2 separate regions of the Homo sapiens genome follow, and region 2 is linked to region 1. A link is an interaction called in ENCODE POLR2A ChIA-PET data of the cell type or tissue named here. Cell type or tissue: PC-9. All regions are shown on one strand. Each heading gives the region's core, and the rest is flanking DNA. Links, peaks and the distances in the headings are about the cores only.

Evidence for each region. Peaks named below come from ENCODE experiments on the same cell type or tissue, not always from the same donor. Only the 100,000 strongest peaks of a DNase experiment are listed, where the experiment ranks them.
Region 2: POLR2A ChIA-PET joins it to region 1 with 7 read pairs; 3 of 35 experiments call an interaction of 5 or more read pairs at or near these places.

Annotation. Positions count from the first base shown.
Region 1 is chr9:22,146,675-22,152,058 of GRCh38, reverse strand. No RefSeq gene overlaps it. Among named protein-coding and RNA genes, the nearest start is that of CDKN2B, 140 kb to the right of the region's middle. In PC-9, for the core only: no CTCF peak of the experiment used is centred there; no DNase peak of the experiment used is centred there; H3K27ac peaks cover 1,086 bases.
Region 2 is chr9:22,045,890-22,051,273 of GRCh38, reverse strand. It overlaps CDKN2B-AS1 (CDKN2B and CDKN2A antisense cis and trans regulatory RNA 1), which reads right to left. Exons shown (of 19, transcript NR_003529.4): 4 at 4,825-4,957; 5 at 4,374-4,523; 6 at 2,046-2,168. Among named protein-coding and RNA genes, the nearest start is that of CDKN2B, 39 kb to the right of the region's middle. In PC-9, for the core only: no CTCF peak of the experiment used is centred there; no DNase peak of the experiment used is centred there.

The sequences.
Region 1 (5,384 bases), core at 261-5,260:
AGGAGGTGACATTTTAGCTAGATCTTAAAGAATAGGCAGGATTTGGGCATTCAAATGTAGGGGGAAAAATGTATTCTGGATGGAAAACGGTATGAGCAAAAGAACATGGTGAAACATAATATTTGAAGGCATGCTCAATATTTCAATATTTCAATGAAATAATATTTCTTTGTTATGGGAAACAATGAAAAAATAGAGTACATGCAGTTTAAGGAATATTTTCTATTTGATAAACAATAAAGAACCACTAAAATGTTTTAAAGAAATGCATGACAATGTCACAGCTACATAAGAGTGGAGTAGTCTTGTTCTAGAAATGACAAAATATCTTGTGTTAGACTAACACTCCTCATAGATAACAATTATAAACTCTGGACCAGTATTAAAAATAATTATTTAAGGTACAAAATAACAACCAACAGGGATTCAAAAAGAAGGTGATTCAACCTTTGAAAGAAGGTAACTGCATTGAGTGACATGTTTTAATGTAGATTTTCTCTGGAGAGCATCTTGCAGCCCAAGTGATGCAGGGTAGCTAAAATTCATAAAGAAAGTCATTGTCTTTCTGAGTTGTGGAGTCAGAGAGTGAGCTCAGGGATTCCAGGGTGACTGAATTTAAACAGAAAAATTGCTGAAAGGAGAGACGCACAGAGGAGGAAGCCACAAAATCTGTGTATCAACTCCCTTCAAATCCTTGACTAACTACTGGACTATGCATGCATGGTAGAGACTCCAAAAAGCCCAGCAGATAGCAATAGTTAAAAGACTAGGCCGGGCGCCGTGGCTCACGCCTGTAATCCCAGCAGTTTGGGAGGCTGAGATGGGAGGATCACCTAAGGTCAGGAGTTCGAGACCAGCCTGACCAACATGGAGAAACCACGTCTCTACTAAAAATACAAAATTAGCCAGGTGTGGTGGCGCCTGCCTGTAATCCCAACTACTCAGGAGGCTGAGGCAAGAGACTCTCTTGAACCCGGGAGGTGGAGGTCGCGGTGAGCCAAGATCACGCCATTGCACTCCAGCCTGGACAACAAGACAACAAGAGCGAAACTCCATCTCAAAAAAAAAGAAAAGAAAAGAAAAAAAGACTTGTAAACCGAGCAGAGATTTCACTGATGCCCTGCTGCTACAACAAAAATCAACATTCTTCAGAGAAAGGTAACAGACTCCAAAATCTCTACAAGTTATTTATTTTTTTTGAGACAGTCTCGCTCTGTCACCCAGGCTGGAGTGTAGTGGCGCGATCTCGGCTCACTACAAGCTCCGCCTCCCAGGTTCACGCCATTCTCCTGCCTCAGCCTCCCAAGTAGCTGGGACTACAGGCGCCCGCCACCATGCCCAGCTAATTTTTTCTTTTTTTTGTATTTTTAGTAGAGACAGGGTTTCACAGTGATAGCCAGGATGATCTCAATCTCCTGACTTCATGATCTGTCCGCCTTGGCCTCCCAAAGTGCTGGGATTACAGGCGTGAACCACCGCTCCTGGCCAACAAATTATCTTTAATGCTTTGTGTATAATTTAAAAATTATTAGACACTGGAAGAAAAAGCATACTCAAGAGACAAAGTAGTCAGGAGAAACTGAACTCTGAAATGCCCCAGATGTATAATTAGTAGAAAAGGACTTTAAAGCACTTATTATAAATATGCTCAAAAATGTATAGAAATTATGGTCATAATCAGTGAATGCATATGGGATAGCAGCAGAAAAATGGAAATTTTAGAACTACAGCGTATAATATCTGAAGTGGAGAAATCCTGAATGAGCTTAACAATGGATTGGAGACTTCACGGGGGGAAAAGGAGGTGCAGAGTGCAGTGAATTTTAAGTTCAAGCTGCAAAAAGAAAAAACTATTGAAAGAAATTAATAAAGGCTTTGTGACAATGGAACAATATCAAGGAGTCTCCATGTATATCATTGAAGTCTTAGATGAAGAGAAGAAGAAAATATTTGAAGAAATAATGGTCTAATGTTTAAAAATTTATTTAAAACATCAACCTACATATCCAAGAATTTCAGGGAACCTGAAGCAGGATAAACATAAAGAAAACGAAGTACATCACAATCAAACTGAAAAAACAAAGACAAGGGGAAACTCTTGAAAGTAGCTGGAGGGAAAAGAACATATTATATACAAAGGAACACTGATACCAATAATGACTTCTCATCAGAAACAGTGGAGACAGAAGAAACTAGAATATATGTAAGTACTGAAGTAAATTAACAACAACAACAACAACAAAATACTGTCAACCATAAATCTATATCCAGTGAAAAGATCCTTTGAAAATAAAGGTAAAATAGACTTTATGGGATAAATGGAAACTGAGAGAATTTATAAGCAGAAAATATGCAGTAAAAGAAGTTATTCAGGTGAAGAAAATGACATTAAATGGGAACTAAGAATTACAGGAAAGAATGAAGAGCAACAGAAATGGGAAATACATGAGTAAACATAAAAACTGCCTTTTTAAAGTTTTTTCTTCTCTTAACTTACTTAAAAGATAACTGAAAATTTAAACACTTCCAAGGATTACCAAACATGTGTGGAAAGTTTTAACATGGAGAATAGAAACCAAGCAGCAGACCTTAATAAGGGTATTTCTGTTGAAATTTCAGAACACAGGGGACTAAAGAAGACTCCACATGCTTCCAGAGAAGAAAAAAAATCACATACACTGTACACAGAATGATAAAAAGAGTTGCATTAGGACTTTTTAATAGCAACACAGAAAATAAGACACTCCCTTCATGTATTTGAAAGAAATAGTTTCTAACCTATAAATCCATAATCATTCAATCAGGTCAAAGGAAATAAAATAGAGACTTCATTAGATGTTTGAGGCCTCAAAAAAGTTACCTCCCATGCATCCTTTCTAAGACTATTTAGGAGGTGCTCCAAGAAAGAAAACATTACAGGGATAAGAAATAGAAGTTTTGGCACAAGAGAATAATAGTAACAAGGCATCTCATGAGGACAGCTGTACACCAGATGTAGAGATTAAAACAAACCAGGGAGAAAAAAACTTCAAAACAACCAACTTTTAAACTATTTTCTGGGCTACTTAGTGGATCCTTTCAATCTGACAGCTTAAGTCCTTCTGGAAATTCTATTAAAGTATTTGTTGATAGTCCCACCCTTCTATTTCTCCATTTATTTTCTTGGCATATATCAGGGAAACAACCAAAAGAAACAACACAAAATTGGGTAGAAAGTGGAGGACAGAGGCATACTGGAATTTAAGGACTTTTGTTTTAGCTTGAGTTTTCCCAAAAGCAGAGCCTGCTGCAAAAATTTATGAACAGGGAGCAGGAGTGAGAGACAGAAGAGGGAGGGAATGTGAAAAGGCATATATATAGATGCATTATTAATATCACCATTGTAGGCAACTTGTGCTCAGCCCTGCCTGGAATCTTCTAAGGAGTGTTTAGAATACCTTTTGGAATTATGTACTTAAGGTTTGACTATTTTTATCCATCAACTTGTATCCTCCATTAGTTAAGGTTTGCTTTGGGGATGTAAACCCCTGTTGGCTTCTCGACTGAGCATGCCTGCTTGAACAGAGGGCTTCCCAATGGCAATTGTGGCATTGGAAAAACCCAAGGGCAAAAGTGCAAAACATCCAGTGCTTGAGGAAAGATGTCAGCCTGACGTAAGCCAAACTACCCACTGCATCTACACTGTAATCAGAGATGAAGCCAAGAGGATATGAGTCAGAAAGCCAAAAACAACCCATACAGTCTATCCTTTGTACCACACAGATACACCTACGCCCTAGAATAAGTTCCAGCAACCTCTAAGTCTTCAAGGTGGTAGTTAGCCACAATCTCTACATGTGACTTAACACACAAATATTAATGGAATAAGTTACAGCCCTCACTGCTACAACTGCAGGTCCTGCAGTCATGTTTTATATGTATCGTCTCCTTCCTCCACAATCCATATTAGATTTTCCTCACCCTCCATCAGCACTTCTACTTTTCTAGGTTTTTAGCCTAATGGGGTGACTCAGACCTTCAGCTCCAAACAATCTAAGCTCTTGATGACCTTGCTCTTGTCAGGCCATGGTTGCCGCAATTGCCATTCACCACTACATTATGAGCACATAAATGCCAGAAATTGCGAGTGCTTTAACTATCTGAGATGTCCAAAGCTTCAGTTTTCAACGCCTCCTCGTCCTAAATCACTCCTGGTGAGAGAGTCTAGTACTATATGTCATAGCTTAGGTTCTACTAGAAAGCAAAGCCCAGTCAATGAGATAATCCTATGGAGTACAAAAGGAGACTAAAGAGAGTAAGGGAAGGCGGGAAAGTCTATACCAAGGTGCATTTTTATTATATAGCTTTGGGACACTGGAACTCAACCCTGACATCTAGGGGGAATAAGCATACAGAACGTACCTTAGAGCTGTTTGTTAGAAGAATAACTTGGGAAAGCATGTTTTCCTATGTTTCCATCCCTCATTGGTTGGACATTGCTCTCAAAAGTTAAACTTCCTTGCATTTTGGAGCTCCATAGGTAAGCTTAACAAGTAAAACCCCATTCCCAGGTGTGGCACTGAAGAAGCCCAGTGGAAAAAAAGTAAAAAGTGCATGGTATTCACTTGAGATTATTTTGTTGTTGTAATATGAGTCAAATCCAGAATGCCCATTGCATCCAGGCTGGAATCAAGAGATGAAGCTGTGAAGATGTGGGTTAGCGTTTCAGAGGCTCTGATACAACCTTGTATGAACTTCTCAAGGAGTTTGGATTTAATTTGGTAAAACATTTAAAGACTGTAAACAGAGGAGTAACATAATTAGGTTTGTATTTTAGCAAGATTACACTTGAGACACTGGAGAAGATGAATTAAGGCAGAAAATGGGATAGTAAAGTACAGGAGACCAGTTTAGAGTTTTCACCTACAACTGATTGGCAGTGTCAGTGGAAACAAGGAAGGAATGAATTAATAAGCTATTTCAGATACCGAATCAACAAGAAAAAGTTGAGAAAAGCTTCACTTTGAAAATTTGCTCAAAGCTATCGCTGTAACCAAGTATTAACAAAACTAGTCATTACCTATCAATTAGTAGGTGGTATAGAGTTTGTTGACTGAATCAATGTGGTTTCAAACTTAGGCGAATGGGTGGATCATAAGGCCGGTCACAGTAGATTCATTTAAAAAAAATAAATCAACTCATGTTAACTGTGGTTTTGAACGAAAAACAATGGTAGAGGAGAAATTAATGTAATTTTTCATTTTCACTTTCTAAATTATTATTTTGTGGATTTTTATCTTTCAAAATGAGCTGTTAGTCAATATTAGGCTCTAAAGTCAGGGGAAAAAATAAAGACATAGGAAATTTAAAGGTTAGAATTGCATACATGCATGCAAAAAGCAACC
Region 2 (5,384 bases), core at 178-5,177, 100 kb after region 1:
AAAAAATAGAAAAAGAAAATCTGAGATTGGGATTGGACGATAAGCAGGTAGCAGAAGCAACAAAATGTCTCTTTCATTTTCAGCTCAGGGGGCCCCTTAAAGGAGCAGGCTGAAATGTACAGCCCACAAACCAGAGGAAGGCCTGCACAGGAAGTAGAGTGGAAATTACAGTTGAATGGACTCTGAAACAGGATGAAGCCAGTCCATGTGAGGTTCATGAAAACCAAGTAGACAATATGAACATCCAAGTGTTTCCTTGTGTCATTAACTCAATATTACATTCTGATTTCAAACACCATGGAACCACAGTGAAAAAGCTGCAAAAACGGTAGCCGTTTTTTCAAAACTTCTTTCTGCTGTTTGCTTGTCAGAGCTGATCAGACTCTTCCTTGAGCACTTTGCAGGTCACACACTGGATCCCACTGAGGTGAACTATTTGAAGGGTGATATCAGATTTCCCAGCAAAATTAGATAAGCAGATTGACATGGCAAGAAGCATGAGTTAGCATAAGGAGCTTCCCTAGACAGTGCCAGCGAATTAGGTGCCAAAAGCCTGAGGTGGTTATTAGAAAATGATTACCACCTCCAATTGTCTTAGTACAGACTTTTCACCGCCAGAAAACTGCTACAGAAGAAGCTAGCCAAAGCAATCACTGCTCTCCTAGGAAGCATTCACTGGGAGCTCTTGCTAACATCCCCACCGTTTGAAAGTGGCTAGACAGGACAGTGACAGCAATTCCTGTTGTCAATTAACGAGAAATTGCCCAACGGGATTTTAACTGTTAACTGGATTTCAGCCATGCTGCTCCCAAATACTCCTTTCCTTTGGTTACCTTTCAGCTGGGACTTCCTTGGCAGCCAAAGAAGTACTTCACTTCCACAGTCATCACAGCAGTACAGAGGAAGAAAAACTGAAAAGGGGTCAGGACTCCCTGGCTCTATACGTAATCAATTGCAAGGCCTCTGGCCAAGCCAGGCTGCTTTTCTGTCTTCCCTTCTCCTTTAATCATAAAATAGGATAATATAAAACCTACTTCACAGGATTATAGAAAAGGTCATAGGAAAGAACAGATGAGCTAAGTGCTATGGAAGGTACATACACATTTATGTACTTAAGTCTATGTGTGTGCATGTATGTGTACAGTATATACATTCAACTTTTTAATGTTTCCCAATTGCATAAAAGAGAAATACAGACTTAGCAATCAACTGGTTAAGTGATATGGACAATCTGGATATTTTAGAATAAAAATTCACCCCTTGGTTTGAGGACAAAAAGGCAATGTCTAAATTGTTCAGACCATTTTTAATTCTGCAAGTCCTAGCCATGGAGTCTATACAAGACTAAATTTTATGATTGCTAGGAAGCCAGAAAAAAAATATTTAAGGAAAAATAATAATAGCTACTAATTATTAAATGTTTACTATATGCTGGCCAATCTATGAAACGCTTTACAGATATTATTTTGCTTCCTCTTAGTTACAATCTTGTAAAGTATCTATTTAACAATACTATACATGATGCCTTAAGTGTATAAACAAATTTATTGTTGGAATTGAGATTCAGACTCAGGTCTGTCTTACTTCAGGGCCCTTGATCTTAATGTGAGTCATCCCAGCTCTCTGAAGAATGCCATTTTTCTCATCTGCCCTACTCTAGGATTTAGCATTTCCTTTTGCTGTTAAAAGTTGGCCCATGTGCCCTGGCTGGTGTGTGGGCCAGTCCCTGTGGGGCCCCTTGTGTAAGAGCAGATGTACTGGAGGGTGACATAGAGGATGCAGTGTGCAGAGAGTCCTAAAAGCAGAGGACAAAAGAAGCTTCACAAGGAAAGCACCTTTCGGACTTATACCCAGATTTAAAGGGCTGCATTTCTTTGATAAATGTCACAGAGGCTTGTGTTTGGACAGAGTAGGAAAGAACTCTTCCCATACTCTCCAGCCATTCCACTTAGACTAAAACTCTTCTTTAGATGTTTGGGAACAGTTGTTTGGCAACTTTTATTCAATTAGGGTTCATATCTAAAAGGTCGTTTCATATCTCCTACCTGTTACCTCTGATGGTTTCTTTGGAGTTAGATACATTCCAAATAGATCTCCCCGGTTTTCTTCTAGAAAGCAGTACTGACTCGGGAAAGGATTCCAGCACACCTAACAGTGATGCTTGAACCCTAGAAGAACCACATAGTGTATTAGCCTAGTCATTAGATATTATTTAGAAACACCACTGGAAAATATTAAATAATAGAATTTTAGAATTAAGATTGATACTAATAGGTAAAAAGTGAATATTTGTTGAGCTCTTAAAGAATGGCAAGCATAGTACTATACCTCTTACATGGATTATTTCACTTGTCTCACACTATCCCTAAGAGGCAAGAACTGTTATGATTTCCATTTTCAAATTAGAAGACTAAGTTTGCCATTAAATATTTCTCATTGTCAAAACAGCCACCAACATGACAAGGAAGAGTAGACCTCAGGCAAGAGTAATGCAAAATTTTCACAGAGCTATCCCTCCTTAACCTCCCCACTTCTCCTGTGTTCTCCCAAATGTCTTATTCCATCATCCAAGGTTGGTTACAAATTTCACTCATTTGTTGTACTTTTCCCCGATATGGATTGGATTGGTGACTGGATATCTCCCATGAAACTCGAAAAACAAGAAATTAAGACCTTAAAAGAAGAAATGAAAGATATTTAACTCTAAAAGACCTGAGAATGAACTATGACTCCAAGAAAAGTATGTACGTATATGTATGAAACTGATTGCAAAATGAAAAAATCCAGTGGAGACCTCTTATCTGCCAGACTAACCCCATGAACAGCCTCTTCCATGCAATTCAATGGAAATTATTCCACGGGAGTTATGTGAAAGAGAAGAGCAAAAAGTTTTGTTGAGAAATGCAGGATTGGGAGAGTTAGGCCAGCATCATGAGGAGCTTTGTTTGGTATGAGCACTTTAACCAGATCTCTCCCTTTCAGAGCCTGCCCCAGCTGAGATATTTCATACCAGCATCCACCTTAGAGGCACACACTTCTGCTGAGTGCATGGGCAATGGGATTAGGACGGAAAGACATTTACAGGATGACAGTGTTGAAAAGTTGTTGAAATCCAGCTCTAAAATATACCAATTATTTATGTCATATTTTGGGTTTCCAACTCAATATTTTCTCATCCAGGTCAGGCGCACTGACTCACGCCTGTAATCCCAGCACTTTGAGAGGCTGAGGCAGGTGGATACCTTGAGCCTAGGAGCTCGAGACCAGCCTAGGCAACATGTTGAAAACCCATCTCTACAAAAAAAAAAAAATACAAAAATTAGCCGCACATGGGAGTGCACATCAAATAGTCCCAGCTACTCAGAAGACTGAGGCAGGAGGACGACTATAGCCCAAGAGGTTGAGGCTGCAATGAACCATGATTGTGCCACTGCATTACAGCCTGGGCAACAGAATGATTCCCTGTCTAAAAAAAAAAAAGAAAGAAAAAAAAAGTTTTCTCATCAACAGTGTCTAACCACAGCAAAGCTGGATTGCAAAACCTCCTTAAAGGGAAAATATTTAGAAAAGAGTTATTTGGTTCTATAGTCTTTGTATCTAATTAGCTAAGTTTTGTTATGTATATGTGTAACATCTTCATAAAATGACAGAAGAATTTTGTACAGTATAAATGAGCTATAAGAATCATAATAAATAATAACTAATATATTTCAGCATTTGTAATGTACTATAATGTTATAGATTACTCGCTTCATAATTTTTGCTTGACTAATTCATCACAAGTGCTAAGTTCTTCAGCTCATTAGTTCTTGGAAGCATGGAGTTACCACTAGTAGTGAAAGGGTGCCTCTTTAATGCTCAGGTTGAAATTAAATCACAGAAATAGTTGCTTCTTTCTCACCAAATCACCAGCATGTGGTCTTTCCCTCTGAAACTTGTGAGGATGAAATATTTATATCAGCATATAAATGGATGCAAATAATGAGTGTCTCCTTTATGCATTTTGCTGCAACAATATACCTATACATAGTTTTAAGGCTTGGGAAAAGCTATTGGGTACAGACAAAATAAAGAGGAGAAAAGAAAAAGGAAGGGAAAGGAGGTGAGAAGAGCAGAGCAATGCTTGAGCAAAGGAGGGAGATGAAAGACTATTTGTTTCATGTCTATTATTGTCATGAGTTTACCTGTATCACATGGATTTAATCTTTATTACTACTCCAGACGTAATTTAGATCACCCTCATTTTCAGAAAAATAAACGAGGGCTCAAAGAAATGAAGTAGGCTACATTACTAAAAAGTGCTAATCACAGGATTTGATCCTAGGTCTCTGTGATTTAAAGAATCTCCATTCTCTTTCACTGTATCTCATTACCTCTCTTTCCAAGAAAATTCTCCTTTGATGTGTGTTTTTCAATTCTTTAAGCACAGATAACATATATCTGGTGGCCAGAAAACAGAAGTCTTTTCTTTGATCTCTGCTGTTGAATCAGAATGAGGCTTATTCTTCTCATCAAAAGGGACACTGGATGTAGGAGAAAAAAGAGGCAAATGTTAATTAATCCTTTGGTTGGACTATGACCTAAACACAGCAGATATTTCCTAATCCCTCTTCATAAACACTTTTATCACCTTGGATAGTGTATGAAGCAGAGAAATACATTGAATATGGTATACCTATACTCAATAAATAGAACACAATAATAGTTCCACCTTTCAATTCTAGTACAGATGCCAATGCCTGATTTAAACATATGCCCCAGATCCTCCTGCCTTTTTTCTCTCTTCAAACAACTATCTATACACAGTCAAGACTCTATGACAACCTTAGCTGTTCCTCGACAGGGCAGGCAGGTAGTCCAGTGGTTAAGTACATGAGCTCAAATTCTGGCTTCATCATTGATGTGGTCTTTGACAGGAAAATTATTTAACTTCTCTCTTTCTGTGGTTTCTCAATATCTGAAATAGTGATTTATTATGATGATTTATTTCATGAAGTTGCTATTAAAATCAAACAAAATGATATGCATAAACTTCCTAGCATAGTGCCTAAGATATAATGGGAGTCACTGCATTTTTCTTGAATTATTGCTAGATATAGTCCTCCACTTTGTGAAGTAGACAAATTACAGTACTTTGAGGTAGCTAGGGAATCATTTGGATGGCTTCCATTTGCTACAGAGAAATTTATTTGGAGGAAAAGAAGCTGAAGGGTTTCTCAAGAGACCTCAACTATTCAGGTTGTCCCAAATTTTCTTCTTATATTCTAAGTCCAGTGCAAACAAAATTTCTGCCTATTTAATGTTTAATATTTAATATAGCAAGAGAATTCATTTTAGGTCCAATTTGTGTAGTATAGTATTGTATTATTATAGGTACATATAAA